Regions from separate parts of the Homo sapiens genome. Here region 1 is linked to region 2. A link is a contact called in ENCODE Hi-C data. All regions are on one chromosome and are shown on one strand. Each heading gives the region's core, a stretch centred on a gene start or an enhancer-like site at or near the end of the contact. The rest is flanking DNA. Distances are from core to core; before and after follow the strand shown.

Region 1 (2,700 bases), core at 125-2,624, 510 kb after region 2:
ACATGGATGAAGCTGGAAACCATCATTCTCAGCAAACTGACACAGGAACAGAAAACCAAACACCGTATGTTCTCACTCATAATTGGGAGTTGAAGAATGAGAACACATGGACACAGGGAGGGTAACATCACACACCGGGGCCTGTTGGGCAGTGGGAGACTAGGGAGGGATAGCATTAGGAGAAATACCTAATGTAGATGACAGGTTGACGGATGCAGCAAACCACCGTGGCATATGTATACCTATGTAACAAACCTGCACGTTCTGCACATGTATCCCAGAACTTAAAGTATAATTTAAAAAAAAAAAGTAAAAAAGACATTGATTCATTCATTCATTTATTCAGGCAATGTTTGGAACTCATGATGTGCCAGGCACTGTTTTAGGACCAGGAATAAGCAATGACCAAAGTATTTGCTCTCCTGATAGATTATAAACAAATAAATATATAATAGCTCAAGCTGTGAAAGTCACAGGCACACAGAGACACACACATCTCCAACATATGCAGCAAGGTAATGAGATAAAGAATTCCTGGCCATTTTTTGTGATACAGGATAGATGTAATGGTTTCCTATCAGTTTTATCATTTTTAAGGTCTCTCTTCTTAGAATAAATTATTTTATTTGTTTCTTCCGTATGCCATTTAACAGGGAGGGGAAGTTTTCTGCCAGTTTTGCACCCACTGTTTTTCTTTTTCAGTAAGAGCCTTCTCATAGTCTGCTTGAAGGCAGCGGTCTTGCCACATGTGTTCTATGCATAATAATTTCAGGAGAGTCTTGTCCACAATGCTTGGTTGATTACGGCTTGTGGGACACCACTTAAATGACTAGAAACAGCTCTCTTTAATAAACACACTGGTGTTGTCCATCATTTTAAGTGAGCATGAGAGCCCAGCTTCATTTTGCCACTCCAATCTCACACGGCCTAGAAGAACTAGTGAAAGTAGCAGGTGGTGTTTGACTTTCAGTTTTTCTGAAATGTGTCTCTTTCTGCCACTCTCCAGACGCCGTGCCAGTCAGGCCCTCAAGGTCAAAACATCATGAAATTGACCATAGATTATCTCAGCCTTTTCTTTTTAAAAGTGTCATTGTAACCTGTTGGTTACTGTGTATGTCATTTAACTTCTCTGTCTTTAGTTTCTGAAGTAACTGGTTTTACATTGCCATCAAAAGGCTTCTGTGGGTTTTTATTTTTCTTTGTTTTTATTTGTTTGTAAACAATCTCCTTTTCTAAACTCATTTCCCCAAATTTCCTTAATTTTTCACGGACTGATGAAAATGTTTTGCTGCTTCCAGAGCTTGTCAGCTTCTCTTTGTGGCATTGCTTTCATTGTTGTTCTCCAAGTTCCCACTCAGCTCCTGCTTTCTTCAAAAAACCCTTTGGTTTCTAACATCTATGTTTTCAACATGGCAATGGAGTGAGTTGCCCAGGGAATGATTGGACCGTGATTGTTTTCATGGCTTTCTTTTGCCTTTTCTCCATGTCCTTTTTAGCTCTAAGCCTCATTTGTAAGCTTTCTAGAAATGTGGATTCTATTATAGAACTTCTGTTTTTCTCATTTTTGTAGTTGCTTTCTCAAGAGCAGGTGCTGGTGACCACAGGACGAGTGAGAGACGAGATGGTGTCTCTCCTTTAGCAGTTGGCTTAATTAAGGAGGTTTTTTGAAGTGTATGGGCTTCAAAAAGTCTGACATGTGATTTGTGGCCTGTGTGGTCTAACTCTGATTCCTTTGGATACAGAACCTTAGAAAGCCTTGAGAAAAACCTCAGAGATCATCTATGCAATCAATTCTGGCTTTACCTGGAGGGAGTTTTATAAAACACAAATGCCAGGGCTTCAACTTGAGAGACTCTGATTTCATTGTTTTGCAGTGGGTCTGCACATCAGTAGTTTATAGAAATTTCCCACATGATTTTGTGAAACCAGGGTTGAGAATCACTTGATTTTACAGGGCATATATAAGGTCCAAAGCAAAAGTGACTCTTGGCTGGGCGTGGTGGCTCACGCCTGTAATCCCAGCACTTTGGGAGGCCGAGGTGGGAGGATCATGAGGTCAGGAGATCGAGACCAGCCTGCCCAACATGGTGAAACCCCGTCTCTACTAAAAATACAAAAATTAGTCAGGCATGGTGGCAGGTGCCTGTAATCCCAACTACTCAAGAAGCTGAGGCAGGAGAATTACTTGAATCCAGGAGGCAGAGGTTGCAGTGAGCAGAGATTACACCATAGCAGTCCAGCCTGGGCGACAGAGTGAGACTGCCTCAAAAAAAAAAAAAAAAAAAAAAAATTAACCTGTCATGGTGGCATGTAATCCCAGCTACTCCAGAGGCTGATGCAGGAGAATCACTTAAAACCCGGGAAGTGGAGGTTGCAGTGAGCCGAGATCGCGCCATTGCACTCCAGCCTGGGCGACACAGCAAGACTCCATCTTAGAAGAAAAAAAAAAGGTGACTCTCCGGGATTCTATAGCAGTATGGCCATAGAGTAGGGACAAGAACATATGCCTCCTCATTTACCATCAGTGCTATTTCTATTTTGTTTACTACCATTTACTCTCATTTGATTGTGTCAAATTATCTACTGTTGTACTGGGGGGCCAGAGTGGATTCCCAAGCCTCAACCACATAGAAGAGTAGATTGGAGGTTGTTTTCAAACTATTCAACATTATCAGTGGGTTGAATTTGTAAGCTATCAAC
Region 2 (2,939 bases), core at 196-2,695:
GCCTGCTTTGGCTCTCTCACCTTGAATTTCCCTTCATTTGACACCAACATGTGTGTTTAGGGAAAAGGAAAAGCTAACAGCACTTAACCTCTGTGTTCCTTGAGGGGTCAATTTTTCTGATGTTAATCCTGTCCAATTTGGGTGATTTTAAAAAGTACAAAGAAAGACATTTAAGCCATGCAAATTCCTCCTCCCAGAGATTGCCAGTAGTTAACATTTTGGTGAATATCCATCATCTTTTTAAAATCTTTTTTCTAAAGCTTATAAATAAATTTTTAATGGATTTGCACTGAAAAACTGCTTAGTAATTTGTTTTTGTTGCTTAATAATAAATCACAAATATCTAATTAGGTCGCAAGTTGATCAAGTGGGAGAATGAGCATATTTTAACAATGTTTGATCAGTTGAGTAACACACAGGTGATGAGATTCCCAAACATTGCTTTCCATTGACTGTTTTAAGGACCCAGAGAAGCCATATTACCAGTCCTTGCCCGGGCTCTTCCGCTTCTAACATGACCATGGCTGCAACATGGTTAAGGTATCAGTAATTATAATAGCTCGGAATAACAGCTTACATTTTGCTAACCTCTCTTATAACACACACACACACACACACACACACACACACAGAGTAACATGTCAACCATTGTGATCAATAGGCAGAGAAGGAAACCTCACATATCTCATGTTCCTTGCACAACCCTGGAAGAGAAGCAGGTTCATGTCATTATTTTAAAGATGAAAAACTTGAGGATCAGGGAGATCATGTGACAGGCCTGCCTTTTGGGTTTTTGTTTCTTTGTTTGTTTGTTCTTTTAGTAACATCTTTAGAAAGAAAATAAAGAAAAATGAACCAAAGTTCAAAGAGGAGTTCTTATGATTGGAGATTAGAAAAAGATTTTACTCATTCATACTAGAGAGACTAACACATTCTTGGTCTTTCATTCCAGACCACTCTTTATACCTACCACACTGCTTCCTGACTTAAAACACCTTTGAAAGTTTTGGTGATTTTAGCTAATTTAATAGAACATTTTATGATATATACATATAAACATGCTGCGTTCTTTCCTGCCCCACCTCTAGCAGCAATGAGTGCTGACGGTGCATTCTGCGGCCTCCACGGATGGGCTGACTGCCTGTCACGTCTGTGAACAAGGTTTAATTTGATTAACGTGGGCTACCAGTCAGGACGACCTCCCCTGCTCAGCGACGCAAGGGCTGCTGGGTATGGCTGGCTGGAGGGCCAGAGAGCAGTTGTGATTCATTTCTGCCCCAGGCACCCACCTGGCGGGCCTGGTGCAAGTGCCGTGGGATCAGGGGAAAGTGAGAGGCCTGGCAGGCGCCTTGGCTGTGAGCTGAGCTTCGGGAGTAATAGTGAGAAGAGGGATGAGGGCAGCAGCTGCTGAGGTTGATATTTATATAATGACTCTCTGTGTTTTGAGGCAGGAAGTGAAACTGAGGTTGTGCTGAGACACTTTCCTTCCCCCATACCACTGCCCACGGCGGCTCCGGTGGGTGACCCAGGGAGAGCCACAGCAGATGCAGAGCAGGCTCCAGCCCCTTACTGGGGTGTCGGAGCTAAGGCTCTGTAGGGTCCAAGAGGCTCCCCTCCCTCTCCGTATGATTGTCCCTCCTTTCTCTCCACTTAGTTCTGCCTTATGGTGGAGACAGCATTGCTGCACCCCTGCAGCTTTGTAGGATTGCCATAATGGACTGTGGGACAATATCTACAAAACACAAGGCCAATCACGCATCTCTGGAGAATTAGCATTAAAACTCTTTATTACTTTCCTATGACCACTTCCAACACCACCACCACTGGTTTTTGTGGATTGTTTTTCCCTGACTTCTATACCTGCCTCAAGCCAACTTTCTGCCTGGTTTTTCTTCCTTCCTTCCAAGCATTAATACCTTTTGGAACCACCTCAGACCTCACAGTAAATGTCCCCTTCAGTGCTTTCCTTTCCTCTTGCTTAAGCCCAAGTTTAGGAATTCCATTCTTTCCTGTCTAAAACAAAAAGGCATTTTAATATAGATGATGTTCCATCCAGAGAGGCCTTCCTATTCTGCTTCTCACTCTAGTGTTGGGAGATTATTTGAAACATGGAGTGTTCACAGCTGAAAAGGACTTAAAAACTGTCTAGCCTCTGCTTCTCAATGACTGAAGGAGAAGCAAAGACCGTGTTAGAACTGAGGATCCCAAGGCCCTACTTCAGACCTGCTGAATCAGAATCAGCATTTTAACAAGATCTCCAGATGATTCACATGGACATTACACTTTGAGAGGCACTGTCTTATCCCAAGATGCTTATTAACAGGTGGAAGAAATAAAGGCCCAAAGAGGAAAACAAACAAGCACAAGGTCATCAGCAAGAGAATGCCACTAAAATAGAAGTTAGAAGTCTGTTTAGTTCAAGTCCCTTCCCTCTGCATGAGGCCTTAATAAAGACATAGTTCCAATGCCAGCACTGTGAAACAAGCAAAGCAATCTCTCCTCCCTCTTTATTTTTACTCTAAACTTCATCTATGGGTATGTTTTCAATTTATTTTACAAATAGAAAGTCAATACTAATGATTTCACAGCACTGCTTTCGAGCTCTTGTCCGTCTAGGTTGCCATGCTAGTTGCTGAATTCCATAGTCCACTGTACTTGATCAAGTATACTTTCCCCACAGTTTATTTGAAGTGAAGCTTCTGAGTGCTGGCAAGAAAAGAAAGATGTGCTGGGTGTGGTGGCTCATGCCTGTAATCCCAGCACTTTGGGAGGCCGAGGCCGGCCAATCACCTGAGGTTGGAAGTTCGAGACCAGCCTGACCAACATGGAGAAACCTCGTCTCTACTAAATATACAAACTTGGCCGGGCGTGGTGGTACATTCCTGTAACCGCAGCTACTAGAAAGGCTGAAGCAGGAGAATCGCTTGAACCTGGGAGGC

The links. Hi-C counts contacts between places; a loop is a spot of excess contacts on that map. Pooled maps may share reads with other maps.
Region 1: a map with no recorded cell type shows a loop between it and region 2 (14-fold over the local background). The contact joins two enhancer-like sites. A Hi-C loop is called at or near these places in 10 of 37 single-sample maps with no recorded cell type and 4 of 50 pooled maps.

The regions. Positions count from the first base shown.
Region 1 is chr3:188,445,342-188,448,041 of GRCh38, forward strand. The region is part of intron 4 of LPP (LIM domain containing preferred translocation partner in lipoma); the gene reads left to right. Among named protein-coding and RNA genes, the nearest start is that of LPP-AS1, 120 kb to the right of the region's middle. Within about 2 kb of position 1,375, at least 2 of the 41 ENCODE cell types and tissues checked have a DNase peak (open chromatin) inside an H3K27ac peak, as active enhancers do.
Region 2 is chr3:187,934,571-187,937,509 of GRCh38, forward strand. No RefSeq gene overlaps it. Among named protein-coding and RNA genes, the nearest start is that of LINC01991, 40 kb to the right of the region's middle. Within about 2 kb of position 1,446, at least 2 of the 41 ENCODE cell types and tissues checked have a DNase peak (open chromatin) inside an H3K27ac peak, as active enhancers do.